Linked DNA regions of Homo sapiens: region 1 is linked to region 2. Evidence: chromatin loops called from intact Hi-C (ENCODE). Cell type or tissue: PC-3. All regions are shown on one strand. Each heading gives the region's core, and the rest is flanking DNA. Links, peaks and the distances in the headings are about the cores only. Region 1 overlaps SIPA1L3 (signal induced proliferation associated 1 like 3). Region 2 overlaps SIPA1L3 (signal induced proliferation associated 1 like 3).

Evidence for each region. Peaks named below come from ENCODE experiments on the same cell type or tissue, not always from the same donor. Only the 100,000 strongest peaks of a DNase experiment are listed, where the experiment ranks them.
Region 1: a loop joins it to region 2, with 2.7 times the contacts of the local background. A loop is called at or near these places in 6 of 110 quality-filtered maps.

Annotation. Positions count from the first base shown.
Region 1 is chr19:38,051,031-38,066,847 of GRCh38, reverse strand. All of the region lies in intron 2 of SIPA1L3 (signal induced proliferation associated 1 like 3), which reads right to left. Among named protein-coding and RNA genes, the nearest start is that of SNORD152, 100 kb to the left of the region's middle. RefSeq lists enhancers at 10,722-11,292, 13,990-14,491. In PC-3, for the core only: no CTCF peak of the experiment used is centred there; a DNase peak (open chromatin) is centred at 5,337; H3K27ac peaks cover 1,774 bases.
Region 2 is chr19:37,991,220-38,007,036 of GRCh38, reverse strand. The region is part of intron 1 of SIPA1L3 (signal induced proliferation associated 1 like 3); the gene reads right to left. Among named protein-coding and RNA genes, the nearest start is that of SIPA1L3, 92 kb to the right of the region's middle. RefSeq lists enhancers at 2,499-2,618, 3,025-3,556, 6,855-8,054. In PC-3, for the core only: no CTCF peak of the experiment used is centred there; DNase peaks (open chromatin) are centred at 7,406 and 8,846; H3K27ac peaks cover 4,346 bases.

The DNA of each region.
Region 1 (15,817 bases), core at 5,081-13,080, 59 kb before region 2:
TTATTTTTATTTTTACTTTTTTGAGATGGAATCTTGCTCTGTCGCCCAGGCTGGAGTGCAGTGGCGTGATCTCGGCTCACTGAAACCTCTGCCTCCTTGGTCAAGCAATTCTCCTACCTCAGCCTCCTGAGTAGCTGGGATCACAGGCATGTGTCACCATGCCCAGCTAATTATCGTATTTTTAGTAGAGACAGGGGTTTCACCACATTGGCCAGGCTGGTCTAGAACTCCTGACCTCAAGTGATCCACCCGTCTTGGCCTCCCAAAGTGCTGGGATTACAGGCGTGAGCCACCGCGCCTGGCTTCATTCTATTTATTTTAATCCAGCAATTCCACTTCCAGAAATCTGTCTCTCTGATAATAACACCAGTCTACGTCAAGAAAGGTACACGATGCTTTGACTGTTTTACATTGCTGTAATACAGAAGAACTGAGAACAGCCCAAATGCCCACCAGCACAAGAAGGGTTAAGTGAATCCGGGTGCCTCTATTCCAGGGAATACAATGTATCTGTACAAAAAGAGCTAGGCCAGGCCAGTGGCTCAGGCCTGTAATCAATTTCAACCCTTTGGGAGGCTGAGGCAAGAGGATCCCTTGAGGGTGGTAGTTCGAGACCAGCCTGGATAACATAACGAGACCCTATCTCTACAAAAATTTTTTTTTTAAAATTTGCCAGGTGTGGTGGTGCATGCCTATAGTACCAGCTACTCAAGAGGCTGAGGCGGGAGGATCACCTGAGCCCAGGAGTTCAAGCCTGCAGTTAGCCAGGATCTCCTCAAGAGATCAAGCCCAGGCAACAGAGCAAGACGTTGCCTCAAAAATAAATAAATAAATAAATAAATAAATAAATAAATAAATAAGAGATCAAGCCCGGGCAACAGAGCAAGACGTTGCCTCAAAAATAAATAAATAAATAAATAAATAAATAAATAGATAAATAAATAAGAGATCAAACCCGGGCAACAGAGCAAGACGTTGCCTCAAAAATAAATAAATAAATAAATAAATAAATAGCAAGGTAGAGCTATGTGTAATGCATGCAAGATGCCCACGCAGCCCCAAGGGAATGAACACAGCTTATACTTAGCGTGTGCTCACTGCACGCCAAGCATGGTGTGAAGTGCTTTTAGTGCAGTAACGCATCACGCCTGTAATCCCAGCACTTTGGGAGGCCAAGGCGGGTGGATCACCTGAGGTCGGGAGTTCGAGACCAGCCTGGCCAACAGGGTGAAATCCTGTCTCCACTAAAAATACAAAAAAAAAATTAGCTAGGTGTGGTGGCAGGCACCTGTAATCCCAGCTACTCGGGAGGCTGAGACAGGAGGAATTGCTTGAACCCAGGAGGTGGAGGTTGTAGTGAGCCAAGATCGCACCACTGTACTCCAGCCTGGGCAATAACAGCGAAAGTCCATCTTAAAAAAAAAAAAAAAAAAAAAGTCAGCATGTGAGGGAAAACATGAGCAGAGTGAGAGTCACCCCTTGCAAGGCCCTTACCTTCTAGAAGTCAGAATGGGGAGAGACTTCCAAGCTGCACAGTTAGAGCTCTCTACTTGAGGGCCCATGGAGTCTGAACAATTTGCATGTTTCCAAAGGCAGAGTCCTCCGTGGCCTGGCGACAGGCTCCCACGCAGAGCCAATGAGGGAAGGACAGTGCACCCCACCTTGTGTTCACATATTCCCCAGGGAAATAGAGGCTGTAATCACCCCAAATACTTAAACTGAAATGTCTAATTTTAATTTTGCTACCTGGTATAACTGAACTTTATTTATAGGTTAAATGTTCATATGATTACACGCCTGCGTAGAGAGATGAAATTTTTAAAAAAATAAATGGGTGAATACCTTCACAGCTGCCTCTCTCACTTATCACCAGATGCTGGAGGTCTTCCCTGGTGTGGTGGCTGCAGCAGAGTGGATAGAAGCAAAGTCTATCTTGGTTCAATTCCCAGCTCCATCACTTAACTAGCTAGACCTTGGGCAGGCAACCTAGTCTCTCTATGCCTCAGTTTTCCCATCTGTAAAATGGAGATAATAATACAGCTTAACTCTTAGGAAAGATGTGGGTTAATAAATGCCATGGCTTAGAATATCCCTGGCCTGCAGTGATAAACGAGAATTGGCTATTATCATTTTTTCTTCTTCTTTTTTTGAGACAGAGTCTGGCTCCGTTGCCCAGGCTGGAGTGCAGTGGCGCGATCTTGGCTCACTGCAACCTCTGCCTCCCAGGTTCAAGCAATTCTCCTGCCTCAGCCTCCCAAGCAGCTGGGATTACAGGCACCCACACCACCACGCCCGGCTAATTTTTGTATTTTTAGTAGATATGGGGTTTTGCCATGTTGGCCAGGCTGGTCTCAAACTCCTGACCTCAGGTGATCTGCCCGCCTCGGCCTCCCAAAGTGTTGGGATTACAGGCGTGAGCCACTGTGCCCGGCCTTCATTTTTTCTTATATAATAATACTTTTTAAAAAATCTCAAGCAAACCAAATGTGACCTGGCAAGGAACCCTTGTTCCTCTGGGCTCAGGGGCCAGACAGCCCAGGGTGGCTCACCTTGAGCAAAGGCTCCTTTCTGGCAGCCCCAGTGCCAGGGCCGGGTGGGGCGCCCCTCTGAGTCTCTGTGGGGTTGGCTGGGTTAAGGGAAGCTGTCGTGACCTCCCCTGAAGCACATGTGGATGAAGCAGCTTGTTCCAGTTCTGGGCACAGTCCTATTCGCTCTAATGAGCCTTTGAAATGCAGAAGTGGAATGGGATGCTTCTTGGAGTATGGGCACAAATGCCAGGCCCACCCAGCAGCTACAGCCATGTTTGTAGAGTGGGGATGATGGGATGCAGTCAGGCGAGGGGCCTGAAAGCGCAGGTGAGAGGCCTCTGTTGTTGGTGTGGCCCCTTCTGGGTACTTAACTGGGGGCATCATCAGGGCTCCAGGCTGCCCTGCAGGGATCTCCCCGGCTCCAGCCAGGCTCATGATCAAGCCGCAGGCCCTGGCGTGGCTGTGCTGCTTCTTTTAGTGTTATTATTATTATTTTTTTCTCAGTGAACAGCTGCTGCCCTAAACGGGCTGAGTGTCCCCACTATCATCATGGGGGGAACACTGGGGCCCCACAGGGGCTGCTATGACCCAGCCTGCGGGCCTGCTCCCGTGGGCCACTGCCCGGGCTAGACTGATGGTTAAATACTTAGTACGCGCCCTCCTCCAGGGCTCACTCCTGTGGCCAGGCCAAGCCTCCTTTAGAAGACAGTGTCTTGCCAGCACGGAGCCTGACCTGCAAACTGATCCCAGCTAATTGCCACTGAAACCTGCTAAGACCGCATCTGTTGGGCCTGGAGATTAAATCAATATTCGACAATCTTGATTAAATAGAGCCAGGGAATCCTTGTAAAAGAACATCTGTTAAAGTCCCACTCTTTCCATCCTGCCGCTGGGGGCCGGGCTGAGGGTGGCTCCGGCTCTGCTTATCCTAACCTGAGGATGGCTCTAGGCTGAGGGGATGGGGGGCGGCAGTGGGGCCCACCCGGAACACCACAGCCAGGAAGGCTCCCTGCCGTGGGAAGGCTGGCAGGGATGGGAGCTGGGGGCCGGCGGGGGCGGTGCAGGTGCTGGACACACACAGCTGGGCCTTGTTATCCAGGTTGGAGTGGGGAGGGGGGTGGAGGGGAAACCCAGCTGCTGGCAGTAATCATCCATCATCCTAACTGGCCCCTGACCCAGGGCTGTCGGGGAGCCAGGCCCTGTGCAGAGCACATGACACCATAACACAAACCATTGCACTGAAGCTTCTAATCACCTGCTACTGTCACCCGTGCTTCACAATGGGGTTCAGAGAGGGCCACAAAGAGAAGGGGAGGAGGAGCCGGAATCTGAACCTGGGATTGGCTGACTCGAGTCTGCCCTCGTGACAACTCATGGGGCCACCCCATTTGAGAACATCTGTTGTCAAAAATGAGAGCAGGCCGTAATCCCAGCACTTTGGGAGGCCACGGCAGGCGGATCACCTGAGGTCAGGAGTTCAAGACCAGCCTGACCAACATGGTGAAACTCTGTCTCTACTAAAAATACAAAAATTAGCCGGGTGTGGTGATGCACGCCTGTAATCCTAACTACTCAGGAGGCTGAGGCAGGAGAACCGCTTGAGCCCGTGAGGCAGCAGTTACAGTGCGCTGAGATCACTGTAGTGCCACTGCACTACAGCCTGGGCAACAGAGTGAGACTCTTTCTCAAAAAAAAAAATAATAATAATAATAAAATGAGAGCAAAAACTGGCATTTACAGAACCATGAGCCCAAGTGGGCATCCTGCCCTGTGGTCAAGCTCCCTAAGCTGCACATAGCAATGGCAGCCCCCACTCAGGACTGGCCTCAAACCTGGCTCCACTGAGCCCACACAGCATCCTGAGGAGGAAGGCCCTACTGTTCTCCCCACTTTACAGAAGGGAACAGGGAGGCTCAGAGCAGCATGTTCCTGTTGAAGAGCACCCAGTGAGGGAAAGCAGAAGAGGGACTTGAACCCAGGCAGGTCAAATCTATGGCCATTAAAACCACTGTCATCTCTAAAGATTGGGGATAGAGCCATGAACACCGGGGCACTTAATAAATGCCTGCACTCCACTCCTGGGTGACTTAAGGCAGAAATTAGGCTTATGCTTTGGAGCCAGATTGCCTAGGATCAAATTCTGGCCCTAATATGTACCAGAGGGGGTAAGTGCCACCTCGTGAGACTGCTGGTAGATCCAGCAAGATGATCCCCATAGGGCACTCCCATACTAAGGGGCACATGGCAAGCACGCGATACATCCTTTCAACAGCACCTGCACTCACAGTGCACTCATCGGGGTGAGGGGTGGGGAGCAGCAATCCAACACCCAAATGCCAGCAAGCCACCATTCACTGGTCTATCTCCAGCATCCAAAACAGGGCCATCAACAGGGTGAATCTTCCACTAGTATTTTCTGAATCCATGAAAAAAAAAAACAAAACTCAAAAATCCCAAACCAACCAGATAACCAATTAGCCAGCCAACTAGATAACCAACCGACCAGTTAACTAATCCATTACCCAAACAGCCAACCAGCTAGTTAACCAGCCAACAGGTCTCATGTCTCAGGGGCCTGTTCCCATCTCTCTTCATCTCCGCCCCATCTCTGTCCCATGTTTCTTGTCCCTGCTCCATCTCTCTGTACTCCTGTCCCCCTACCCCTCTGCATCCCTGTACCTGTCTCTCCACGGCCCTGTCCTTGTCTGTCTCTCATTCTGTTTTTCTCTATATCTCTTGCACACGTGTGCACACAGATGGCCAGGGCCCTGCACATTTCTGGCTTCTGAGTCACAACCCCACGTCAACTCACCACTAAGGATGTGTCCCAGGCAGCTTCTGCCTGGCCCCTCTGGTCACCTCCTCCCAGATTCCAAGTTCTCAACATCTGCAGGGAGGGAGGGAAGCTAAGGAATTGGCCAAGATTATTATAGAAAACAAAAGAAAGAAAAAGAAAGGCTGGGCACGGTGGCTCACACCTGTAATCCCAGCACGCTGGGAGGTCGAGGCAGGCGGATGACTTGAGGCCAGGAATTCAAGACCAGCCTAGGCAACATAGCGAGACCCCATCTCTAAAAAGAAAAAAAAAATCAGGAGGCAGATACCAAACCATGTGCTAAATAAAAGAGTCACTGGCATGTGCCGCATTGTCCTGGCCCCTGAGTTCCCTGTATTCCAGGCAGGGTCTGCCTGGCCCATTCTTACCCCACCCTGAAGTGCAATATTACAAGGGATTTGGTTACTTTAATCAGAGAACAAACCTAGAAACCCCAAGAAGTACTAATTCGGAAGAAAAGCATACTCCCACATTTAAGAAGTTAGTACTTAAGGCTGGGTGAGGTGGCTCACGCCTGTAATCCCAGCACTCTGGGAGGCTGAGGCGGGCAGATCACCTGAGGTCAGGAGTTTCAGACCAGCCTGGCCAACATGATGAAATCCCGTCTCTACTAAAAATACAAAAATTAGCTGGGTGTGGTGGCACACCCCTGTAATCCCAGCTACTCGGGAGGCTGAGGCAGGAGAATCACTTGAACCCGGGAGGCAGAGGCTGTGGTGAGCCAAAATCAGGCCATTGCACTCCAGCCTGGGCAACAAGAGCGAAACTCTGTCTCAAAAAAAAAGTTAGCACTTAAAAATCTTTCAAGCTACATATTTTATACTTTTATCTACCTACCAAGCTCATTGCAGAGCAAAGATCTGGGAGGCAGAGGCCCAGAGGTAACAGTGGTTTCTCAGGGAGGGGAGCGACGGTGTGTGCCATCTGTGCATTCATTCTGTCCTCACCACTGGGGCTCCCAAACTGTCCAAAGTCACGCACCTCTGCTCAGGCATAGCCGCAGCCCACCTGTACTATTATTTACTGAACGTGATCCTTTCAACCAACTCACTGCCTAAACCCTTAAGAATATCCATGTTGGATTCGTTTTATTTTTTTTCTAATACTCATTAAACAAAATGTACAAATATTAGAACTCATAAAGCTTGTCTGTTTATCAAGGAAAATGGGCTTTAGGACCAGAAATGCATTAACTCCAAACTAGAATGCACCTCTCGGACATGATACTAAGTGAAAAAGCCAGACAGAACAACATATACAGTTCACAACTGTTTTTATATAAAGTTCAAAACTAGGTAAACTGGAACCACGTTATTTAGAGTTGCTCATCTAGGGAACACAGCTTTCACAATGCCAGGAAATGGTGACTGTGAAGTGCAGAGAGCAGTTGCTTTTAGAAAGAGGGTTCTGGTCACGTGCGGTGGCTCATGCCTGTAATCCCAGCACTCTGAGAGGCTGAGGTGGGCGGGTTACCTGAGCTCAGAAGTTCGAGACCAGCCTGGCCAACATGGCAAAACCTCGTCTCTACTAAAAGTACAAAAATTAGCCAAGTGTTGTGGCAGGTGCCTGTAATCCCAGCTACTTGGGAGGTGAGGCAGGAGAATTGCTTGAACCTGGAGGCGGAGGCTGCAGTGACCGGAGATTGCACTACTGCACTCCAGCCTGGGTGACAGAGTGAGACTCTGTCTCAAAAAAAAGGAAAAAAAAAGGGTTCTGGTGGCCAGAGCCCATGGGGGTTCCAGGCTGCCAGCAGGTTCTCTTTCTGGACCCGGGTTACCTGAGTGCTTGCTTTGGAATTCTTCGGTAAACTGTGTATTCACGTTTTACATGCTTGTCTGTATGTATGTTCCATTTCACAATAACAGAATTTTAAAGTCTTTTGTATTGCATGAGTTATTTTTAAACAGTGAGATTTTACTCTTGTATGACATAAGCAACTTTAAAATGTATACAAATGTATTTTAAAATCTCAGCTAACATGGTGAAACCCCATCTCTATGAAAAATACAAAAATTAGCTAGGCGTGGTGGCAGGCACCTGTAGTCCCAGCTACTCAGGAGGTTGAGGCAGGAGAATCACTTGAACCTGGGAGGTGGAGGCTGCAGTGAGCCGAGATAGTGCAGCCTGGGCAACAGAGCGAGACTCCGTCTCAAAAAAAAAAAAAAAAAAAAATCTCAGCTGTTTGCTGGGCATGGTGGCTCACACCTGTAATACAAGCCCTTTGGGAGGCTGAGGCAGTGAGCATAGCTTGAGCCCAGGAGTTTGAAACCAGCCTGGGCAACAGTGAGACCCCATCTCTACCAAAAAAAAAAAAAATGAGCTGAGTATGGTGACATGCACCTGTAGACTCAGCTACTCAGGAAGCTGAGGCGGGAGGATCACTTGAGCTATGATGGTGCCACTGCACTCCAACCTGGGTGACAGGGCAAGACTTTGTCTTTTTTTTTTTTTTTTTTTTGAGACAGAGTTTCACTCTTGTTACCCAGGCTGGAGTGCAGTGGCGGGATCTCAGCTCACTGTAACCTCTGCTTCCTGGTTTCAAGTGATTCTCCTGCCTCAGCCTCCCCAGTAAGCTGGGATTACAGGCATGCACCACCACGCCTGGCTAATTTTCTATTTTTAGTAGAGACAGGGTTTCACCATGCCAGCCAGGCTGCTCTAGAACTCCTGACCTCAAGTGATCCACCTGCCTCAGCCACCCAAAGTGCTGGGATTACAGGCGTGAGCCACCGCACCTGGCCAAGACTCTGTCTTAAAAAACAAAACAAAACAACAAAAAACTCAGCTGTTTGATCACCCTCTGTGCCACCCCAGTCACTCTCATGCCATAGCTTGAGATTCACTTTCTCTCTCCTATAAGAGATTTCCACTCCCAGAACCTGCAGGGCCACTTCGCCTGGATGAACACAAACATTGCGGGCTGCCTGGGGGAATGTGCACTCCCTCCGAGCCCAGAGGGAGTCAGGGAGAGCGGGGCACCCTCACAGAGGCAGTTTCAGGACAACTCTCCATATGTGACAGCTGGGGACAGAGGGGAGGCGCCTCTACCCACCTGAGACATGCAGGGGGGCACCTGTCTTCCTTCCCAGTGGGGAGAGGTGTGTGGGAATGGGGGTTGTGGGGCCAGGCTACTGTTAGGAATGAGCACTCCAGCCCCACCCTTCAGCAGCACCACAGAAGGCTCTAGAAAGGCTCTAGTTATGACCCTCGCTGGATGTGAAGCTCTTCTCAAGCCCGAGGGACCAGCTGGCAGATGGCGAGGGCCTGCTGTTCTGTTTGCTCAACACCATAATCAAACATCCTGCTCCGGGACTGCAACCCAGGCCAGGCAGAGCACAGCAGGCTGGAAGGGGACACCAGGCCCTCAGGAGACCAGGAAAATGGCTCTCCAGGAGCCCGATGAGCCCAGCACACCAGGAAACTGGCCACTCCCCAGGACAACAGACTTCTTTCTTTTTTAATGTTCCCAGTGGTGATCCCTTTCTAGGGGCAATTTGGCAAGAGCTTTAAAAAGTGTTCTCAGGCCGGGCATGGTGGCTCAGGCCTGTAATCCCGGCACTTTGGGAGGCCGAGGTGGGTGGATCACGAGGTCAGGAAATCGAGACCATCCTGGCTAACATGGTGAAACCCTGTCTCTACTAAAAAATAAAAAATAAAAAATAAAAAAAAATTAGCCAGGTGTGGTGGTGGGTGCCTGTAGTCCCAGCTACTCGGGAGGCTGAGGCAGGAGAGTGGCATGAACCTGGGAGGCGGAGCTTGCAGTGAGCCAAGATTGCGCCACTGCACTCCAGCCTGGGCGACAGAGCGAGACTCTGTCTCAAAAGAAAAAAAAAAAAGTTCTCACCCTCTGAACCAGGAATGCTACTTCTGTAAATTAATCCTAAATAAATAATAAGAGATGCAGAAAAATTCATAGTATCCTTTATAACAGGCAAAAAACCCAACCTCAATGAGCAACACCAGGAGTACCATTAAAGAAATTATCAACCCCTAGGACAGTAAACATCTATAGGCTATGCAGATGCATTCCCAGAAAAAAAGACAGGAAAGACTCGATAATTTGATGCTGGGGCTACTAGTGGTTTTCGAAAATCTGTTCTTTATACCTTCCCATATATATACATATATATACGTATATATATACGTGTGTGTGTGTGTGTATATATGTATACACATATATACACATATATATACATATATATATATATTTGAGATGGAGTCTTGCTGGAGTGCACTCTAGGCTGGAATGCAGTGGTGGGATTTCAGCTCACTGCAACGTCCGCTTCCTGGGTTCAAGCAATTCTCTTGCCTCAGCCTCCTGAGTAGCTGGGATTACAGGCGCCCACTACCATGCCTGACTAATTTTTGTATTTGTAGTAAAGACGGGGTTTCGCCATGTTGGCCAGACTGGTCTCGAACCCCTGACCTCAAGTGATCCACCACCTCGGCTTCCCAGAGTGCTGGGATTACAGGCGTTGAGCCACCGCGCCCGGTCCCCATATATATTTTTTAACGACAGGGTCTCATTCTGTCAGTAGCTGAGAATACAGGTGTGTACCACCATGCCTGACTAATTTTTTAAATTTTTTGTAGAGAGGAGGTCTGGCTATGTTGCTCCGGGCGGTCTCCAACTCCTGACCTCAAGTGATCCACCCGCCTCCCAAAGTGTTGGAATTACAGGTGTGGGCCACCACGCCTGGCCCCTTTCCATATTTTTTCATATTACTTTCAGTGAATGTTTCAAAATCAGGGGGAAAAAAAACCAAACAAGTTTTCATTCATTTGATTTACTTCCATTCACTAGGTGAGTATTTCCTGAGATCTTACTATGTGATAAGTAACAAAGCAGTAACCACGATAGCCCCCTTCTCTGTCCACTGACTAAAGGAGGAAACAAACATTAATTAAATGCACTTAAGCACACAAATCAGTCTAAAGCAAGAGAAGGAAGGGGTAAACTGACGAAGGATGGGAGCAGGGTGCTGGAGAGTGGGTGGCCAAGGAAGATGGCATGGAAGGGGTGGTGTTTAAGCCCTGAAGGATGAGAAGTTGGCCATGGAAAGGGGTGTGAGTGGGTGAGGGGGATGGAGGAAAAACAGGTGCAAGGATGCCACAGTGTTCAGGAATCTGGAGTTGACCTCCATGGCAGGTTTAGGGGGGCAGTGGCCCGACTGGCTGTCATGGAGATCGTGACCTGCCGAGGGTACAGAGGCTTCATCAGGAGGCCAGGGTAGCCACCCACGTGGGGGCAAGAGTGGCCTAGCCCAGAAGGAGGGTGGTGCTGGTGCAGAGAAGGGACCGACTGGGGAAGATCTGACTGCTCCTCAGATCAAGAGGTGCTCAGAAGCAAGGCAGTCAATCCTCAGCCGGGTACCTGGTGGGTGCTGGGCGCTGTGCCAGATGCTGGCCGCAGAGCCGCAGCCATCACTCCCACTCTCAGCCCCCACACTGTTCAGACTCGAGCGGGAGGGAGAGAGGTGAATAAATGAGCCGTCTCAGGGCAGTATGTTTGGGCTCTGGCAGTCAATCGGCTAGTTCGGCTGGGCTCCACTTGAAGAAAACCCGACAATTTTCCAAACAAAAGCCAGCCTCAGCTCTCCTATGGGGTGGGATGTATTTCAAAGTCCTTCCCAGCCAGGTTTTAAAGCTTCTCCCAAGTGTTCCTCAGCAGGGGGCATCACTCTCAACATGCAGATGAAGAAACAGGGCACAAAGCAGTGGCATTCCTGGACATCACAAACCAGAAGTCAGGCCCGCAGTGGGAGAATCCCGCACTCCTGCTCTGGGTTACTCCAGGGCCAGGCACCTCAGGCTCCACTGCTGGTTGTCAAATCCAAACCCATCCTCTTCTGATTCCTTGAGAGAGGTCCACATTTGTTGGGGTGGCAGGATACTAATCCAAAAAGCTTACTTTCCTGGATTCCCACGCAGCTAAACTAAGGATGTATCTGATTATGGCCAGTGTGAGGGAAGAGGAAGTTTGCAGGGGATGGGGGATGGGACCTTTTGGCGAAGCTATTGTTTTCCTAATAAATAAATGGGGCACACCTCTTCTACCCTTCTCTTGTACTTGGAATATAAATGTCATATCAGGGGGTGCAACCGTCATCTTGGGAGCATGAGGCTGAGAGTGACATGCTGGGGACAGCAAGATGAGGAGTCAGAAGGAGCCTGCTCCCTGTCCCTGCACCCCCCAACAGTGGCGCCGCCCCCAGCTGCCCTCCCTCCCTTTTCTTCTCATGTGTAAGAGACCACCTGTTGCCTTACTGAAGCCACGGCTTACTGGTTTTTTGTTACATGTAGCCGATTGCAATCTTGACTGATGGAGGTCTTACCAGATCATTTTACAGCTAAGGAAACGGAAGGCCAGCAGGGGAGGTCACCAGACCAAAGTCACAGAGTTAGGAAGCGACAAGGCTAGAATGTGAGCCTCTATGCCTAACCACGCCACAGCAGCACCCCGAATCAGTTACAAGCACTGGCTTTGGAGAAGTCTTGGTTCCAACGTGCTTCTCTATTCAGTCGTTTACTTGTCCATTCCTCCACCAGCAGCAGGGGCTCCCGGGAACATGGACTCTTCACCGTTCACCTGCTATCACCAAGGACTCATGGCAGAAGCGCAGCCATCCCCATGGCCTGAGCAGCGACCACAGGCCAGGAAGGTCGTGTGATGCCCCTGGAAAGTGGGGACGACAACAGTGGCTTCACGGCTGTGTGGGAGGGCATGCTGTCCAGTTAGTGCCAAACAAAAGGTTCTCTTATCACCATCACTGAAGCTGTGGAGCTCCTCTTCCAAAGGCCTCTCCTTGTGACCAAGAGAGTGTACCAACTCCAGATGATTTTTTTTTCCCCTAAACTTGGATTCAAAGACAATTTCCTTTTTTTTTGAGATGGAGTTGCTCTGTCGCCCATGCTGGAGTGCGGTGGCGCGATCTCGGCTCACTGCTGAGATCAGGTTCAAGTGATTCTCCTGCCTCTGCCTGCTGAGTAGCTGGGATTACTGGCACCCACCACCACATCCGCTAATTTTTGTATTTTTAGTGGAGGCAGGGTTTCACCATGTTGGTCAGGCTAGTCTCAAACTTCTGACGTCAAGTGATCCGCCTGCCTTGGCCTCCCAAAGTGCTGGGATTACAGGCATGAGCCACCACTCCTGTCCTCGAAGACACTTTCTCAACACAAACTAGACATAACTCACAGGCCAATCACCTCCAAGGACTTCCAACCAATTCCTAACTGCTGTGCATGGGAGTGGCCTCCCTGTGGCATGTGCCACTACGCCTGGCTAGTTTTGTATTTTTAGTAGAGAAGGGGTTTCTCCATGTTGGTCAGGCTGGTCTTGAACTCCCAACCTCAGGTGATCCGCCCACCTCGGCCTCCCAAAGTGCTGGGATTACAGGCATGAGCCACCGTTAAGGGCACAAATTCTGAACTCAGGCTGCCTGGGTTTGAACTCAGCTCTGCCGTGTGACCTTGGACAGGTCCCTTAAATCTCTTTGTGCCTCAGTTGCCTCATTTGTATTTGGTTGGTGCAAAAGTAATTGCGGTTTTTGCCATTGCTTTCGATGGCAAAAACCACAATTACTTTTGCACCAACCTCACAAAATGGAAACAAGAAGGCTGGGCGCGGCGGCTCACGCCTGTAATCCCAGCACTGTGGGAGGCCACGGCGAGAGGATCACCTGAGCCCAGGAGTTCGAGACCAGCCTGGGCAAGAAAGTGAGACCCTGTCTCTACCAAAAAATAAAAAATAATAAAAATTAGCTGGGCGTGTTGGCACACGCCTGTGATCCCAGCTACTTGGGAGGCTGAGGTGGGAGGATCGCTTGAGCCCAGGACTGTGAAGCTGCAGTGAGCTGTGATTGCACCACTACACTCCAGCCTGGGTGACACAGCGAGACCCCCATCTCCAAAAAAAAAAAAGTACCTCCTTCATAGGGTGACTGTGAAGATTAAATGAGTTAATATGTAGAGCTCTGAGGGCAGCCTGGCATAGGTGACCACCAGGAAGTGTCCATGGCTATTACTACCACTATTATATGGATTCCTGGTGTGCCACTCCCTAGATGTGTGGCCTTGGCCAAGGTACTTAACTCTCTGGGGTTAACAGTCCATACCTACCTCACAGGATTATTATGAGAATTAACTAAGTGAATAAGTGTAAAGTACTTGAAACAGGTCTGCTTTACAAGAAGGGCCCAGGTCACCTTAGCAATCACGTCGCTTCTGACCGAGGCTTTCTTGTGTAACTGGGCTTCTCTGTCTCCTTTAAACTCTCACATTGGTGTTGAGCTTCCCTGTTTGTGTATCTGGGCACCTTCCATCTCCCCTGGGCTCCCCTCACCTCCGTGAAGCCACCAGCTCCAGGAGGGCACAAAGCACAGCTCCCACCCACACTTGCCTGATGCCAGCTGAGTACAGAGCTGCCCGCTCAATGCCAGCTTGGGCTGCTCAGTGGCACAACATTCCTCTGGCCTCTAGTGTGGCCCAGGATGCTGGTACCTCATGCAGGGGGCTCCCTGAGAATACTCCAGCACCCAGAACTCTCCGGCACGGTGTCCTCAGGAGGGCTTTCCTTAGGGTCAGGGCACAGCCCAGTGCGATGGGCAGGAACAAAAGGCAGTGTCCACTCTGAGTGTGGGAGGGGGAAGCTTGGAGGGGACTCCTCCGGCAGAGGAGGAACTCGGAACCATGTAGGCCCATCCCAGGCAGCAGTGACTGGCTGGTGGCATGCAATGCCCAAAGAGCTGCCTCAGGTTACCCTGGCAACCAAGGGACTTACCTCAGTGCCAGGGATGGTGCCTGTCACTAAATGAGGTGCCCCTGACAGGCCATTAGACCCTCTGGCTTTCTCATCTATCAAATGGGGATCGAGTTCCCTCTTTGATCCATTGCCTGCCCTTTTCCTAGCCTGCTCTGAAACACAGGGAACTACATTTCCCAGGACTGCTGGTGAGGCTCAGCCAACAGGGGCAGTGGCAGAAGCCTGGAAGGTAGAGGTGGTGAGAAGCCAGGTGGTCCTCCCTCCAATGTGGACAGCATCTCACGCGGAGGAGGCCTCCGCCCAACACTGCCCTGGGCTCTGCTAAGGTGCCCTACTCCTTGCGCCCTTCAGCTCTGGTTGCTCATCTAGGGACTGGCCTCTGCCCCTTTTTGGTTTCTCTGCTCCTCCCCAACTTTTTTAACCAAATTCCCTGTATTGAATTCCTTCCGCTAAAATACCTAGAGTGGATTCTGTTTTCCCAACAGATACACCTGCCTTGTCTATGTCTTAGGGGCATCTGAGAATCAAGGGAGAAGACACACCATGGAAAATGAAAAGCACCACAGGATGATTTTATAGAAATGTCCTCCTCTCTTCCACGATGTACAGGCACGCTGTGGGCATGCAGTTTAAAGCTCCCCAAATGAAATGATACAATGTTCGAGATTTGTTTCAAAATGATCCAAAGGCAGAGGAATGGATGAAACAAGACTGGCCATGTGTTGGTCACCAAAGAATCTGGTGACAACTGTGTACATGCAGGCAATATATGCTATTTCTACCCCTGTAAATGCCTGAAATTCCCCATTACTAAAACAACTCAAGTGGGGCGTGGTGGCTCACGCCTGCGATCCCAGCATTTTGGGAGGCCAAGACGGGAACACTACTTGAGACCAGGAGTTCAAGACCAGCCTGGGCAACATAGCAAGACCCTGTCTCTACAAAAAAATTAAAAAGTTAGCAGGTGTGGTGGTGTGTGCCTGTGGTCCCAGCTACTCAGGAGGCTGAGGTGGGAGGATCACTTGAGTTCAGGAGTTCGAGTCTGCAATGAGCTAAGATCGAGCCACTGCACTCCAGCCTGGGCCACAGAGATACCCTGTCTCAAACAAACAAACAAAAAAACCAAACCAAACTAAGAAACAAATCAAAACCAACAGGTCTGTATTCTGTTGGTGGGGATACACCAGGTTCTAGTGGCAGAACCGTCTTTGAGGGCAACTTGTCAGTTCATTACATCAAAACCATGCATATCCCTGGACCCAGCAATTCTGGCTCCAGTAAAAACACTGGCTCAAGAACCCAGAGCTTCTTGGACGAGGCTCCCCACTGCAGCACTACTTGAGAAAGACGAAAAGATGAAACCCAAGAGTCTCTCATTAAAGAATCAGTAAATACATTTTGATATGTCCATATGATACAGGCAGTCATTAAAAAGAAAGAGGGTACATTTAACATGCTAACGTGAGAACATGTCTAGAGATAGTCATCAGAGACAAATGCTAGCTGTGAAGAAAAAGTATTTATCACGTCACATTAAAACCTATGTGCTACCCAGAGGAGAAAACTCTGGTAAATGTAGTGATATCCACAAACATGACTATAGCATTTACCATGTGCCAGGCACTGCTCTAAACACTTTACATATATTTTCTTTTCTTTTTAAGACAGAATCTAGCTCTGTCACCCACG
Region 2 (15,817 bases), core at 4,033-12,032:
TCGTTTTCCTGCTTAGCAGCACCACAGACACGGAAGGCCCCTCTTATCAGGGCCTTACTCTACCTTCCCGGCCGCATGGTATTCCGCTGCACAGACAAACCCGACTGATTCCTCTAGTGCCTTATTAAGGCACACACAAGCCATTTCCCCTTTTCTGCTCTGACAAACACTGCTGTAATGAATAACCTTGGACAAAGATCACTTCTCACACTTGGGAACATGTGTAGGTGAAGCTTCCTAGAAGTGGAGCTGCCGGGGTGAAAGGTGGGTGTGTGCCCGGTCATACTCACAGGAATGGCCAGAGTCCCCTCCAAAGCGACAGTTCTGCTTTCCCTCCCACTAGCTCCGGAGAAGCCTGGATGCCCCCCGCACCACTGCCCACAGCATGTGCGCACGCCTTGTGCTCTTGCCCTTCTGAGAGGTGCGAAGTAGTATCTCGGCATGATTTTAATTGGCATTTCTCTTATTACGCCCAGAGTCAGGTATCTTTCCATGTGTCTGAGACGCATTTCCTGTTTCTACAGATGCTGCCCATGTCAGTGTGGGGGACTGTCATCTCCCTGGAGAGTATTCTCATGCCAATATTCAAAGCCCTCCTACCTTTCTTGCCCTCTTCCCTCTCTTAACGTGCCCCACTCCCTAGAAGGTAAAAGGCGTGATGCCCCACACCCTGCAAAGCCTGCAAGGTCAAGCATGATTGGCCCTGTCTGCTTCTTGCACCTTCTACTGCTCCATCCCCACCTCACTCATGCTGCTTCTAGGTTCGGGCCTTTCAGTTCTTCGAGACTGGCTCTACCCCACCTCAGGCTCTTTTTATATACAGTCCCCAACCCCTACCCTGGACTCACCCCTGCCACCACCACTCCCCTAGACCAGCAAACTTTGACTGATGCTCTCAGCCCCAGCATCACCTCCCCAACTAGTTACATGATGTCTTGGCACCCAGTTTTTTCCTCCACCATTCACCGCCTGTTTATCTGGGTGCTTTTATTTTTCTTTGAGACAGCGTCTCACTCTGTCGCCCAGGCTTGCAGTGCAGTGGTGGGATCATAGCTCAACCTCGGGGGCTTAAGCAATCTTCCCCCCTCAGCCTCCCAAGTAGCTGGGACCACAGGTGCACACTAAAATGCCCAGCTAATTTTTGTATTGTTTGTAGAGATGGGGTTTCAGCATGTTGTCCAGGCTGGTCTCGAACTCCTGGCCTGCAGCAGTCTGCCCACCTCAGCCTCCCACAGTGCCAGGATTCCTAGCTGAGTGACAGGCAAGTCACTGTGCTCCGCTTTCCCTTTCTCCTTATGTCACTATTATCACTTCATTCATTCCCTTAGCAAAGTTTAGTAAGGAGCATATTTGGTGGAAAGGGTCATACCTTTAACAAAACAGATTTGGTTCCTGCCTTTATGGAGCTGACATTAAGGGGAGGGGGAAGCCCTGATCAGGTCAGATGAGTAGCTCAGGGAAGAAGGGCGGGGTGGGCTTCGGAGCAACCCCCTGGGAGTGTGTTGAAGGAGACATCTGAAGGAGGAGTCGGCATCAGCCAGGCCAGAAGGGCAGGGGTAGTGGGCAGCACGGTGGGAGAACCAAGAAAGCAGCCCAGGAGCAAGGCGAAGACATGGTGCATTCAAGGAAGGCAGGCCCAGCAGCTGGAGCGCAGTGCACAGGGATCTGCAGGATGAGGCGGGAGTGGGGGCGGGTGGCAGGCAGGGGCCAGAGCAAGCAGGGTCTGGGGGGCCACACTGAAGAGCTGGCCTTCCTGTAGAGAGTTGCAATGAGGTTTTAGTGTCACTACAGTCAAGAAGTGTGGCCCAATTGCTGTCCTTTGGCATCCTGCTTAAATGATTCCAGCTTAGAGGTCCTATGAAGATGTTATAGTAGGCACGTGGCAGGGGACAGAGGGAGCAATGACTTCATCCCTGCCTGTAGCTGATTGGCCGGGGGTGGGTGGGGGACATCTGACTCAGCTGAGCCTGTCAAAAGAACCCTTTCCTCGGCCCCGGTTAGTCCGGAGGGAGACATCCTCCACTCCTCGGGTTGTTTTGGACTCGGGCTGAGAGAACATGCGGTGACTCTCTCTGGGGGCCTGTACTGAAACGTGTATTGCTCAGCAGTCTGTGATGGCCAGGCTTCCTGTCCAGTAGAATACAAAGCAGAAAGACAGACTGAATATAAGAGAATGAATAACGCAGATCTAGAGGTGGGGAGTGAACAAGTGAGGAAGAGAATGCAGATACAGTGGCATGTGTGTCCTGGTTCCAATCCCAGCACCCAGCCCGCCCTTCCTCTATGGCAGGTTTTGCAACCAGCCTGCTAGTGTGAGCTCACCCCTCTTATTAGTGATTGGTTCGGGGAAGATCACATGACCAGTGCTAGTCCAATCAGACAGGAGCTCTGAGGTTTTGCATGATAGTTCGGGACAGATACCTTCTTTTTCTTTCAGGACAGGGATAAGGACACAAGCCTGAGCGGGTCCTGGCAGCTGGTGTGCAACTTTCAGGGGAGCCACGTTTGAGGATGACACTGACATCAGAGGGAACAATAAAGAGACAGAAGGAAAATGGGTCACTGGCAATAGCCCCAGGCTCCTGGACCAGCCAGCCCAGACATCTGCCCCACCTCTGGGCTTTCCAGTTGAATGAGCCAATCCTTTCCCCTAAAATTTATGTCTATTTGAGTTGGTGTTTTTGTTACTTGCAACCAAGTAACTGACTGGTCCTGAGGCTTTCTTCAGGTCTCTGGGCCGCCCCAGGAGCCTCTGGTTAAATGCCCACTTTTTGCCTAAATTGCTGCAGTACAGGAATTTGGCCAATGACTCAACTTGCCGAACTTGCCCACCGCCTCCCCAGCTCTAGAATGGGGATAATTATATACACTTGATTGAGCTGTTAAATGGATTAAAAGTGATTTAAAGACTGTCTAGCACACTGTAAATTCTCAACACGTTAGCAATTACTATTCGAAAGCACTGAAGGGTAGCTGAAAAGTCCCAATCCCAGTGAGCAATCAGCCACATCCCTCCCCTGTCTTGTTTGTAGTTCCTTTGTTCAGGTCAACAAGTCCCCTCCTCACAAACAGTCCCAGAGAACAGCTAACCCAGTTTCTGTCAGAAGGGTGGCAAATCTGGCCTGGGGGTGGGGGTGGGGGATGGATCTGAAATGAAAGAGATTTGACTCAACTTCCCGGTTGCTGGGTGGCGGAGGAAGCCCTCATGAGCTCATTTCTCTACCAAATACAAGCTGGGGTCTAAAGTTTCAAAACACAGGCTGGGGCACGCTGGCACAGTCCCGAGAGAGGACAAAGGAAAGAGGCGGGATGGAAGAGAAACCGCCACATGGCAGGTTCCACAACGAGCTCTCTCGGGAGGAGGCTCCTGGGCTGGATTCCAGCCACATCCGTTCTCTGGGCAGCTACGAGGCAGCAGGAAAAAGGGACCCTGCCACGTCTGTATTTACAGCTGGGAACTGGCGGTGGCACGGGAAACTCGGAAATAAACTCAAGTCAGGAAGTGAGAGGTGCAAGCTGCTTCCATAGCAACGCCCATCTGGGGATCCCTGCCCACAGCCGGAATCATTCAGAAGTGGGGCTTATCTAGAGACATACACCAAATTCACGTTTTCCATTTGCACCCAGAAAATGACACTTAAACTATACTTCCTTGGGGAGCCTCTGTGAATCTCCCTGTACTACAGCTTGAAAAATCCCATTCTTCTTCAGAGCACGCAGAACACAGTACTTATCCATATGGCTCTGCGGTTCTTGTGTTTTCTCCCTGGCTGTGGGCTCCACCAGGGAGGAGCTGTGCCTGCCTTGCTCATTGGTGCCTGGCCCAGAGTAGGGTCTTCAGTTGATGTTTACTGAATAAACTCTCCTGTTTTCAGTCTTATTTTTATTTTATCTTTTGAGATGGAATCTCACTCTGTTGCCCAGGCTGGAGTGTGTGAACTCGGCTCACTGCAACCTCCACCTCCTGGGTTCAAGCCATTCTCATGCCTCAGCTTCCCGAGTAGCTGAGACTACAGCAGCATGCCACCACGCCTGGCTAATTTTTTTGTATTTTTAGTAGAGATCGGGTTTCACCACATTGGCCAGGCTGGTCTCGAACTCCTGGCTTCAAGTGATCCACCTGTCTTGGCTCCCAAAGTGCTGGGATTACAGGCATGAGCCACTGTGCCCTGCCAGCACACCAGTGTTAACAGCAGCATTATTCACTATAGCCAAAAGGTAGAAGCATCCCAAGTGTCCATCAACAGATAAATAGATAAGCAAAATGTGAGATATATATATATACATATAAATTTTTTTTTTTTTTTTTTTTTTTTTTTGAGATGGAGTCTCGCTCTGTCACCAGGCTGGAGTGCAGTGGCGTGATCTCAGCTCACTGCAACCTCCGCCTCCCAGGTTCAAGCGATTCTCCTGCCTCCTGGGATTACAGGCGCACGCCACCACTCCCAGCTAATTTTTGTATTTTTAGTACCGACAGGGTTTCACCATGTTGGCCAGGATGGTCTCAATCTGTTGACCTTGTGATCCGCCCGCCTCAGACTCCCAAAGTGCTGGGATTACAGGTGTGAGCCACCGCACCTGGCCACAAAATGTGATATATACATATCATTATTATTTAGCCTTAAATATGAATTGGAATATTATTTAGCCTCATAAAGGAAGGAAATTCTGATATATACAACATGAATGAACCTTAAAGACATGATACTAAATAAAATATGCCAGCCACAAAAGGACAAATACCGGATGATTCCACTCATAGGAGACACTTACATTCGTCAATCTCATAGAGACAGAAAATAGAAAGGTGGCTTCCAGGGACTGGGGTCTTGGGGATGGAGAATATTGTTTTTCAGAGACAGAGTTTCAGTTTACAAGATGAAAAATGTTCTGTGGATGGATGATGATGGATGCACAACCATGTGCATGTACTGAATGCCACTGAACTGCACACGTAAGGTACATTTTTTTGGTAACTATATCTATCAGTAATGTAACTGGGCATAATAAAATTTCAGAAAATTAAACACTTGACTTCTAGGTTACTAAATGAGTTGTGCATATTTTCTTTTTTACAGTTTCCTTAAAGGTATAACTGACAAATAAAAACTGTTCATACTTAAGGTGGACAACTTGTATATACATATACATTGTGACAAAATCACCACAATCAAGCTAAAGCTAATTATAAAATATAAAAAAAATTTGTTATGTATATTGTGCCACAATAAAAGTTTTAAATGGTTAATTTTGTGTTATGTACATTTTATCATATTTTATCATAATAAAAAAGTACTAAAAAACTGCAGGGCCAGGCACGGTGGCTCATGCCTGTGATCCCAGCACTTGGGGAGGCCAAGGCGGCAGGATTGCTTTGAGCCCAGGAATTTGAGACCAGCCTGGGCAACATAGCAAGACCCAGTCTCTACGAATAATAAAAACCATTAACCAGGCATGGTGGCACATGCCTGTGGTCATAGCTATTTGGGAGGCTGAGGCAAGAGGATCACCTGAGCTAAGAGGCTGAGGCTGAAGTGAGCTATGATTGTTCCCACTGCACTCCAGCCTGGGCAACAGGGCAAGACCCTGTCTCAGAATTTTTTTTTTAAGTTTTAAAAAATGTGGTTCTTTTGCAAGATCAGAAGAACCACAAAAGAATTAGAGTTCTTTCATCTCAAGAGAAAGGTGGGAGAGAAGATAAATATCTAGAACAAGTCTGGGCAGGCGGAAGAATGGAGTTTGAGGGATCATCTTTGATATCAAGAACTTTCTAGGTAGAAATTTAATAGGCCTCAAGTACACCTTAAGGAAGGGTGGGGTGCAAACGTCTCTGGACACTCAAACATTAAGCAGAGAGCTTTATTCTGAAGTAACTCCACCCAACCTCCCCAGAAGCCAAGCTCACATGATTCCTTAACTTTTTAACATTTTTCCTGTTTATGAAAGTAGTATATATATATGTGATATATATGTGATATATATATATGTGTGATATATGTGTGATATATGTGTGTGATATATATGTGTATATGATTGATGTGTTATATATATGTGTGTTATATATGTTATATATGTGTTATATGTGTGTTATATGTTATATATGTTATATATATGTTATATATATGTTATATATATATATATAACATATATATATATATAAAAAACTTGGAACATAAATGTACAAAGAAGATTATAGAGTTACTCATTCTCTCCCCACCAAAGGGCAACCACTGTTAAGACATTGGTTCATTTCCTTCCAGTCTTTTTTTTCCCAGCATGTATATAGAGAAGTGGGGAAGAGACATTTTCTCTCTTTAAAGTCTTTTGCATGACCAAGCATGAGGAGGAAAAAAAAAAAAAAAGTCTTTTGCCCCTGCTTTCCTAGGAGATTTTGAACATCGAGTGAAAAATAACATTTTTCAACGATGAAATTAAGCCTATTTCCTCAAACCATGGACTGCTGGGGAGAAAAGTGCTTCCCTCTTCCTCTCCTCTAATTTCTGCTTCCATCTGAACCACTATTTATAAACCGAGGTTCTTTTTTTTTTTTTTTTTTTTTTGAGACAGAGTCTCACTCTGTGCACTCTGTTGCCCAGGCTGGAATGCAGTAGCGTGATCTAGGCTCACTGAAACCTCCGCCTCCTGGGTTCAAGCGATTCTCCTGCCTCAGCCTCCAGAGTAGCTGGGATTATAGGCACCCACCACCACGCCCAGCTAATTTTTTTAATTTTTAGTAGAGACAGGGTTTCACCATGTTGGCCAGGCTGGTGTCAAACTCCTGACCTCAGGTGATCCACCCGTCTCGGCCTCCCAAAGTGCTGGGATTACAGGTGTGAGCCACCACACCTAGCTGACCAAAGGTTCTTAATCCTAACTGTGCATGCCCATTACAACAGGATATGATAATACTGTCATAGCCACTATTAATTGAGGAACTACTACAGAAGAGGCAGTTTCAAACACTTAAAAAACAGTATCTAATTTAATCCTTAAATCCTACGAGGCAGGTACTATCATCATTTTACAAATGAGCAAACTGAGGCACAGAGAGGTTACGCAACTTTCTCAAGGTCACAAGTGTTAGTGGGGGTGGTGGGATTTGAATCCAGGGCATCTGGCCCCAGGTACCTTCTTTCCCCTGGTCCACACTGTTCAAGACCCTGGCAATCATGACCAACTATAAGCTTCATTCAGGGCTAGGTTCCCAGTGTCCCTATCGCCAGGTTTGTCATGATTTTTCATACTCCTCTCCAGACTCATCCTGTTTCCTAAAGGAAATGAGAAATTGCTGGAATTCAGCAGAAGTGAGACAGCCGGAAGCTACAGCTGACCACACGCACACGTGGGTCTCCCACTGGGCTACCCAAGAAACATTCTTAAACGATGACCTTTCTGGAGCAACCAGGGGTCAGTTCCTGGGTGGATCGCCCGCCCGGACTGAGACCCACCCAGTGCCAGATGGACTGCGGAAGCCCCTCCCTAACGTCCACAGGCAGCGGAATGAAGAGCACGTTCAGCGCTGGAAAACCCAGCCCACCACTCACTTCCATGTGCAACTAGAGAGAAGGCTGGGGCGGTTGCCTGTTTAACAAGGATGGGCAAGACTGCTCATGTGCGTCCAGGAGCGGGGCTGGAGTTAATATTTAGTCATTGTGGAAGATTGGCCAGTTACGTTTTTGCCGTCATCACACAGGTCCCTGGAGAAGAGCAGCTTGTGGCTCCCTCCACCCCATGGTAAAACCAGGCCCAGCAGTGAAAGGGATCCCAGGAGTCAGTCACTGGGGGGTTTGGTCTCCTCCTCCTCAGCAGGAAAGAGATGAGAAATTGATGCTTTGGCCTGAAATCCACTATCTGTCCAGTTGCTGAACCAGAAAAGGTCTCCTCACAAAGGGGATGAACGAAGAACTGCAAGGTGGTCATTTACCCATCGCCACCCTGGCTCAGGACCTTCCCAACTGTCTGTGGGCAGCAGGATCGCAGTGCTTTTCATGGTCACACAATTTTTAGTCTTTGTGTGTGTGTGGGTGTGTGTGTGTGTGTGTGTGTGTGTGTGTGTGATAGATAGGGCTGGTTTTTGTTCTGTTAACATGCTAAAAAAAAGTAGGGAGTAAGGTACAATGAACTCCCTTGTACCCAAACCTAGATTCAAAAATTGTCAAGATTCTGCCATATTAGCTTCATCTATTCTTTATTTCTTCCTTTTCCCCCCTTTTCCTTCTTACCAAAGTATTTTATTGTATTTATTTACTTTTGGACAGGGTCTCACTCTGTCTTCCAGGCTGCTACAGTGGTGTGATCTTGGCTCACTGCAGCCTCAACCTCCCAGGCTCAAGTGATCCTCCTGCCTCAGCCTCCTGAGTAGCTAGGACCACAGGCATATCCCACCATGTCTGGTTAATTAATTTATTTTTACTTTTAGTAGAGATGAGGTCTTGCTATGTTGCGCAGGCTGATCTCCAACTCCTGAGCTCAAGCAATCCTCCCACCTTGGTCTCCCAAAGTGCCGGGAATACACATGTGTGGCACCACACCCGGCCTGAAGTATTTTAAAGCAAATGCCGGATATCATGTCATTTCAACTTTATGCGTTTCGGTTTGCAGCTCTGAAAAACATGGACATTTTCTTACATGTCCATAATATTAGGCTGGTTCCATTACCAATCAAAATTACTATGTCCTACCACATACTCCTGGAAAAAATTACTATGAATTCTTTCCTAGAAGATAAGACACAGGGCTGGCTGAGGAACAGGGAAATGGGTCATCTCAGCCTGCAGTAACAGAGTAATGCTTTTCTGGAGGGACTCTAGGCGATACAAATCCAAAAAGGTTTAACAAGCCGTGAGTCGCTTCTGACTCAGATTTTCCATTCATGCACTCATCAAAAGAATATTTACTGATGTCTACCATGTGCCTGGCAGTGCCCTAAGCATTCTTCTCTCTGGTACAGATGTGGAAACTAAGGCACAGAGAGGTAAAGCTACTTGCCCAAGGTTATCTAGCTCTTACCAGCTGGGGCTGGGATTTGAATCCAAGCAGCCCAAGTTTAAATGGCAACACCAGGTCCTGGCAAGGTGCCATTTGGGGCCTTCTACCAATTGGGAGACCAGTGCTCTAGGTTCCAAAGAGCACTCTCTCTCTCTCTTTTTCTTTTCTTTTTTTTTTTTTTTTTGAGATGGAGTCTCGCTCTGTCGTCAGGCTGGAGTGAAGTGGCACAATCTCAACTCACTGCAACCTCTGCCTCCCAGGTTCAAGCGATTCTCCCGCCTCAGCCTCCGGAGTAGCTGGACTACAGGAGCGCACCACTGCGCCCAGATAATTTTTGTATTTTTAGTAGAGACGGGGTTTCACCATGTTGGCCAGGATGGTCTCGATCTCTTGACCTCGTGATCCACCTGCCTCGGCCTCCCGAAGTGCTGGGATTACAGGCATGAGCCAACGTGCCCGGCCTTTTTTTTTTTTTTTTTTAATGAGACAGTCTCACTCTGTTGCCCAGGCTGGAGTGCAGTGGCACAATCTCAGCTCACTGCAACCTCCATCTCCTGGGTTCAAGTGATTCTCGTGCCTCAGCCTCCCGAGTAGCTGAGACTACAGGCATATGCTACCACGCCTGGCTAATTTTTGTATTTTTAGTAGAGATCGGGTGTCACCATGTTGGCCAGGCTGGTCTCGAACTCCTGACCTCAAGTGATCCGCCTGCTTCAGCCTCCCAAAGTGCTGGGATTATAGATGTGAGCCACCGTGCCCGGCCCAAAGAACATTCTCTAACTGTACTGGTGAATGCCTACCATGTGGAATCTTCCCAAACCCTATGTATGAGGCAGGGAAGATTGTATTAGTCCCACTTTTCAGACAAGGAAACTAAAGTACAGAAGACGAAGGTATCTATTAAAAGTTGCACATGTACTTGTGGATATTATGTTGTGTATCTAGCATCTCTACCTCATCTTCCCCCACCCACTCCCAAATACCACCTTCTTGGATAGGCATACAACCCAAATGGAATATTCCCTGGGGCTAGTATAAAAACACTGAGGATTGGCCGGGCACGGTGGCTCACGCCTGTAATCGCAGCACTTTGGGAGGCTGAGACGGGTGGATCACCTGAGGTCAGGAGTTCGAGACCAGCCTGGCCAACATGGTGAAACCCCGTCTCTACTAAAAATACAAAAATTAGCTGGGCGTCGTAGTGGGTGCCTGTAATCCCAGCTACTTGGGAGGTTAAGGCAGGGAGAATTGCTTGAACCCAGAAGGTGGAGGGTGTAGCGAGCTGAGATGGCACCACTGCACTACAGCCTAGGCAACAGAGTGAGACTCTGTCTCAAAAAAATAAAATAAAATAAAATACAGAGGATGGCAGTGGAGGATTGTGGAGATGTTGGTCAAAGGACACAAAGCTTCAGTTGGACAAGAGAAATAAGTTCAAGAGAGCTACTGTACATCATGGTAGCAACAATTACTAACAATACATGGCATACTTCAAAATGGCTGAGAGAGTAGACTTTAAGTGTTCTCACTACAAAAAAAGCAAGTGAGGTAATGCATTATGTTAAATGGCTTGACTTAGCCATTCTACAATGTACACACATACCAAAACAGCATGTTGTATACCATAAATATATGTGATGTTTACTTATCAATTAAAAACAATAAAGGCTGGGCTCCCGCCTGTAAATCCAGATACTCGGGAGGCTGAGGAGGAAGGATCATTTGTGTCCAGGAGGTCGAGGCTGCAGTGAGCTCTGATTGAACCACTACACTCCAGCCTGGGTAACAGAGCAAGACCCTGTCTCTAAGTAAATAAATACTGGCTGGGTGTGCTGGCTCACGCCTATAATCCCAACACTTTGGTTGGCCAAGGCAGGAGGATCACTTGAGGCCAGGAGTTTGAGACCAGCCCTGGCAATGTAGTGAGACCCCATCTCTACACACACACATCCCCCAAAAATTTAAAAATCAGCCAGGTGTGGTGGTGCATGCCTGTACTCCTAGCTATTTGGAGGCTGAGGTGGGAAGACTGCTTGAGGCCAGGAGTTCAAGGTTACAGTGAACTATGATCATGCCCTTCACCCCAGCCTGGGTGACAGACCTAGACCCTGTCTCGGAACAAAACAAACCACTGAAGACTCTAAATCCTCTTTCCACTGAGTTGATAAACCAGGAGGATCTGCCCGACTCCAGCCTGCTGGCAGAGCGAAGCCAAGGAGAGCCCCAATGGCACGTGTGGGCCCCATACTCGGGCTGCATCTGAAGCTCCCCTCCTACAGACTTCCCAGTGACATAAGACAAATTCACCTTTCAACCCAAAGAGGCTTCCTTAACCCACCCAGCATACACTGTCCCAACCCGCTTTTGTTCATTCTGTGCCCTCTGCCCAGGCCCCACCTCCTCAGGCCATTTTCCTGTGTATCTGGCAGAACTCCTACTAACCTTTCGAAGGCCAGCCCAACCACCCCTCTTCACAGTTCTCCCTGATGGTGCCCAAGCCGAGTTTCTCTTTCCTGTGTTCCCCCGCACTTGCAGCTCATCTACTCACCACGCTGCATTATGGCCGGCTGGGTGTCCCCCTCAGGAAGGTAGCACTGCACAGGGGTTAAAACTGCAGGCTCTGTGGGAATACATGGCTTCAGATCCCTGCTCTGTCCCTCCACGCTGTATGAGATGCCAAGCAAGCCATTCTCTCACCTCTCTGATCCTTGATTTCTCTCATCTATAGCAAGGGTGGTAATAGCACCCACCCACAGCAGACACTTGGTTGTCTAGCGGATGCCACTGCCATCCCCTGTCTCTTGCTGTCTCTCACGGTACAGACATGTGCTGCCCCAGCCTCCCTTGCAGCTAGGGCCGGCCCCTGGCTCCTTTATGGCCAATGGAATGTAAAGAGAGGTCTGCTGGGAGGAGGGGTATTTATAAGAACATATTCTCTTTCAAACGGAAAGGCACGTGAAGAGGAAACCTTTCCCCTACTCCTCTCCTCCTAGCTCAGGATGCCGTGTCTGAGGATCTGATCCTCAGGCTGGGGCAGCCATCCCATGACCACACAATGACCAACCCCACCAGCACGAACGAAACGCCTGCACACAGAGGGTTGAACACAGAAACATAAGTGCCTGGAGTTCCAGGTGAGCACCTCTGCACCAGCCATGGAGCTTGTCTCCTCCAGGATGTTTGCAATGGGGCGTCTCTACTGCTCAGCCAGGAGTCACCAGACGTCTTGTTACCTGCAGCCCAGTGTGTCCCAACTGACAGATCGAAAGATCACATGGTAGAGGGAGGGTTCAATGCCATCAAGCATGGGAAGTGCTTGGCACTCACTCACATTGGTTAAAGATTATTACCACTATCACAGGTAGCTGCTCAAGGCCATTCCACAGCTCTCACATCCCACTGCAGGAAGAGAAGGCGCTAGCGATAAACACTTGGTATATTTCCTCATCCATCCCACCACCTCTGATGTGGGAAACTACAGCAGCCAGGGCGGCTGCTCCACTCTAGAGTGGCTGTGCTCAGACCTTCAGTGGTTTTCAAGAGCCAAGGAGGAGAGAGGCAAAGGGGGCCGAACAGCTCAGCAACCTCCTGAGGGAGCTTCAGCCTTTCCACCGCTGAAAAACAACTTCACAGCCCAGCCCTGACCCCTTTCTCCTAGCACCATGTCTCCCAGATCTCCACACACTGGCGCCACTTGTACCATATCCCAGAGCACCTGAGCTACGGCTTACTTCACACTTTAACTATACTCACTTTTATTTTTGGCTTAAGTACCAACTTTAGCCTCACCCAATGCAGAAATAGCCATGGGATACTAGGTTTGACATGCTGTTTAAATTCTTTTCCCGGCCAGGCATGATGGCTCACGCCTGTAATCCCAGCACTTTGGGAGGCCAAGGTGGTAGGGTCACTTGAGGCCAGAAGTTCAATACCAGTCTGGACAACAAAGCGAGACCCACATCTCTATAAAAAATAAAAATAAGAAACTTAGCCAGGTGTGGTGGTGCACACCTATAGTCCCAGCTTCTTGGAAGGCTGAAATAGGAGGATTGCTTGAGCCCAGGAATTCTTGGCTGCAGTGAGCTATGATTGTGCCACTGCTCTCCAGCCTAGGCGACAGAGCAAGACCCGTCTCTAAAAAAAAATAATAAAATAAAATGAAATTACTTTCCTGCTATGCATTGAAATAAAAGTACAGCTATTAAAATGCTTCAAGTGTTTATTCATACGGCACCTTGAACAATCTGGTGGAATCCTCTGACCTTGGGAAACCTGTCCCCGTGGCAAGACAACATCACACCTGGTCGACACGCTCCTGGCCCCTCCTTCACACACTTTTTCAGGTACGTTCTGGAAACACAAAGGCTCGAATGCTAGCTCTGAACAAGCCCTCCAGAGGAGGAGCTCTCCACAGATTCCCCCGTTAGGGATCTGTTCCCCTGAACGTATCTGCGATTTACACTTTCCACTTATGATGCTTTCTAGGATGGTTTAATAATAATAGCCTGGCCAACACAGTGAAACGCTGTCTCTACTAAAAATACAAAAAATTAGCTGGGCATGGTGGCGTGCACCTATAATTCCAGCTACTCGGGAGGCTGAGGCAAGAGAATCGCTTGAACCCAGGAGGCGGAGGTTGCAGTGAGCCGAGATCGCGCCACCGCACTCCAGCCTGGGCAATAAGAGTGAAACTCCATCTCAAAAATAATAATAATAATAATAGCAATAAAAACAGCCAACGCACAATGAGAACTTTCTCTGTGCCAAGAGCTGGTTCAAGGGCTTCATATAGATCATCTCGTGATCCCCACAGCCCCATGTGAAGTGGGTGTCATCCCCATCTCACAGATGAAGAAACTGAGGGGCAGGGGGCTAAGTCACTTATTCAAGGTCTCATAACTCAGACCTGACACAGCCAGGGTTTGAATCCAGCTGACTGACCATAGGGCCCACCCTCCATTGCCCTCACTATTCTGCTGTCCTCAGAACAACCAACGGTGACTGGGTACCACCTCTGTGCTTAGCACCGTGCCTGACACTGACCCAGCGAGTCTGAGGATCCTGCCGGGGTCACGCAGCTGGGAGCACCAGGGACCCAGGTCTGCTGACTTCCCGCACTCACACTCGCCCTGCACAACTGACCACAGAGCCAGCACGTAGGCGACCTGAATGGAGCCTCCCAAAGCCCTGGAGGACCTCCACTCCCAGATTCCTTGCTGTCCCCATTTAGCTCATGTTCTTCAGTCCAGAAAGGCCACTCTCCTCTGAAAGGAGGAAAACAGGCCCACAAAAACCACATGGAGCCTCATGTCACCACTTTTCAAGGCCAAAGGGGAGTAGCTGACCAACTTGGAGTTTTCTAGAACCATCCCATTCATAATTTTTTTTTTTTTTTTTTAAGACAGAGTGTCACTTTGTTGCCCAGGCTGGAGTACAGTGGCGCAATCTCAGCTCACTGTAACCTCCACCTCCCAGGTTCAAGTGATTCTCGTGCCTCAGCCTCCCATGTAGCTGGGATTACATGCATGTGCCACCATGTGCAGAAAATTTTTGTATTTTTAATAGAGACGGGGTCTCGCCGTGTTGGCCAGGCTGGTCTCGAACTCCTGACTTCGAGTGATCCACCTGCATCGGCCTCCCAAAGTGCTGGGATTACAGGCGTGAGCCACCATGCCTGGCCCTATTCATCATATTATCTGTGCAGTTCCTCCTTGCCTGACTGCTAGGCCTCAAGCTGACATTCTTAATTGTGCATTATGATCATGACAGCTCATGCCATGGGGCTTACTTACCTTGAGTGCCAGGGCCTGTGCTAAATACTCCCCAGGTACCTACTCACTCAGTGAACCCCGCAGCCTTAAGAGGTTGGGACTGCTCTGGCCCTTGCTGTAGAAGGAGGAAATGCAGCCCAATGGAGGCTAAAGCCACTTGCCTAAAGCCCTGGAGCTGGAAGTGGTGGTTCCCCAGGCCCTGCCTCTAGCCACGTGGATGCCTGTCTGTGGACTGAACACTCTGCATAAGATGACCTCAGTGAATTATCATCCTTTATCCCTCCCTCCAGCCCAAAGTCAACGAGGCAGGTATTTGAAAAATGAAGAGCCTGAGGAAGGAGGTGAAGTACCTGCCCCAGGTCATGCAGCTAGTGCAGGGTGGGGCCCGAACCCAGCTGCCTGCAGTGTGACTCCAAGCCATCAGCTGCAAGGCTCCACAGCCTCACACCCAACTCCAAATGCCCCAAACCCCACCCCGGTCCTAGCAAGCCCCCAAGAGAAATCTGTCTCCAGCTCCAAAGCATCAGGTGGAGGGTCATCTGTGCAACAGATCACCGTCACAGGGCTGTCTTGAGTGAAAGGAGCCTCCGGAACTCCAGGGCAGAGAGCTCAGCTGCTGCATTCCCGGGAACAGTGACTCTGCACGGTCCCTGCCAAGCTGTCTGCACAATGGGCCCACTGAACTCACATGCAGGTGGGGTACATAAGCCAGCCCAGGGCTTTCCAGGGTGACAGCAGCTGACCAGCCATATAGCTTTCTTCCTGCCTTCAGGTTTTCCTCCATGGCCTTTGCTCTGGGGATGTGGGGAGGTAGTTCTTCCCAGAGCACCAGGAATGGGAATGTCTGCTCCTTTCCATGCTGGCAGGGCCTTCCTCCCATCCCCAGAGAGATCAGCCGGTTTGGCCCTGTCCAGCCATCTGATACGTCCACAGAGCGCTTAAGAGCATGGAATTGGAAGCCAGATGGCCTGGGTTCAATCCCAGCTTTGAGACTATTTTTTTTAAAAGGCCAATAAGCACTTTCTTTCTTTCTTTCTTTCTTTTTTGAGACAGAGTCT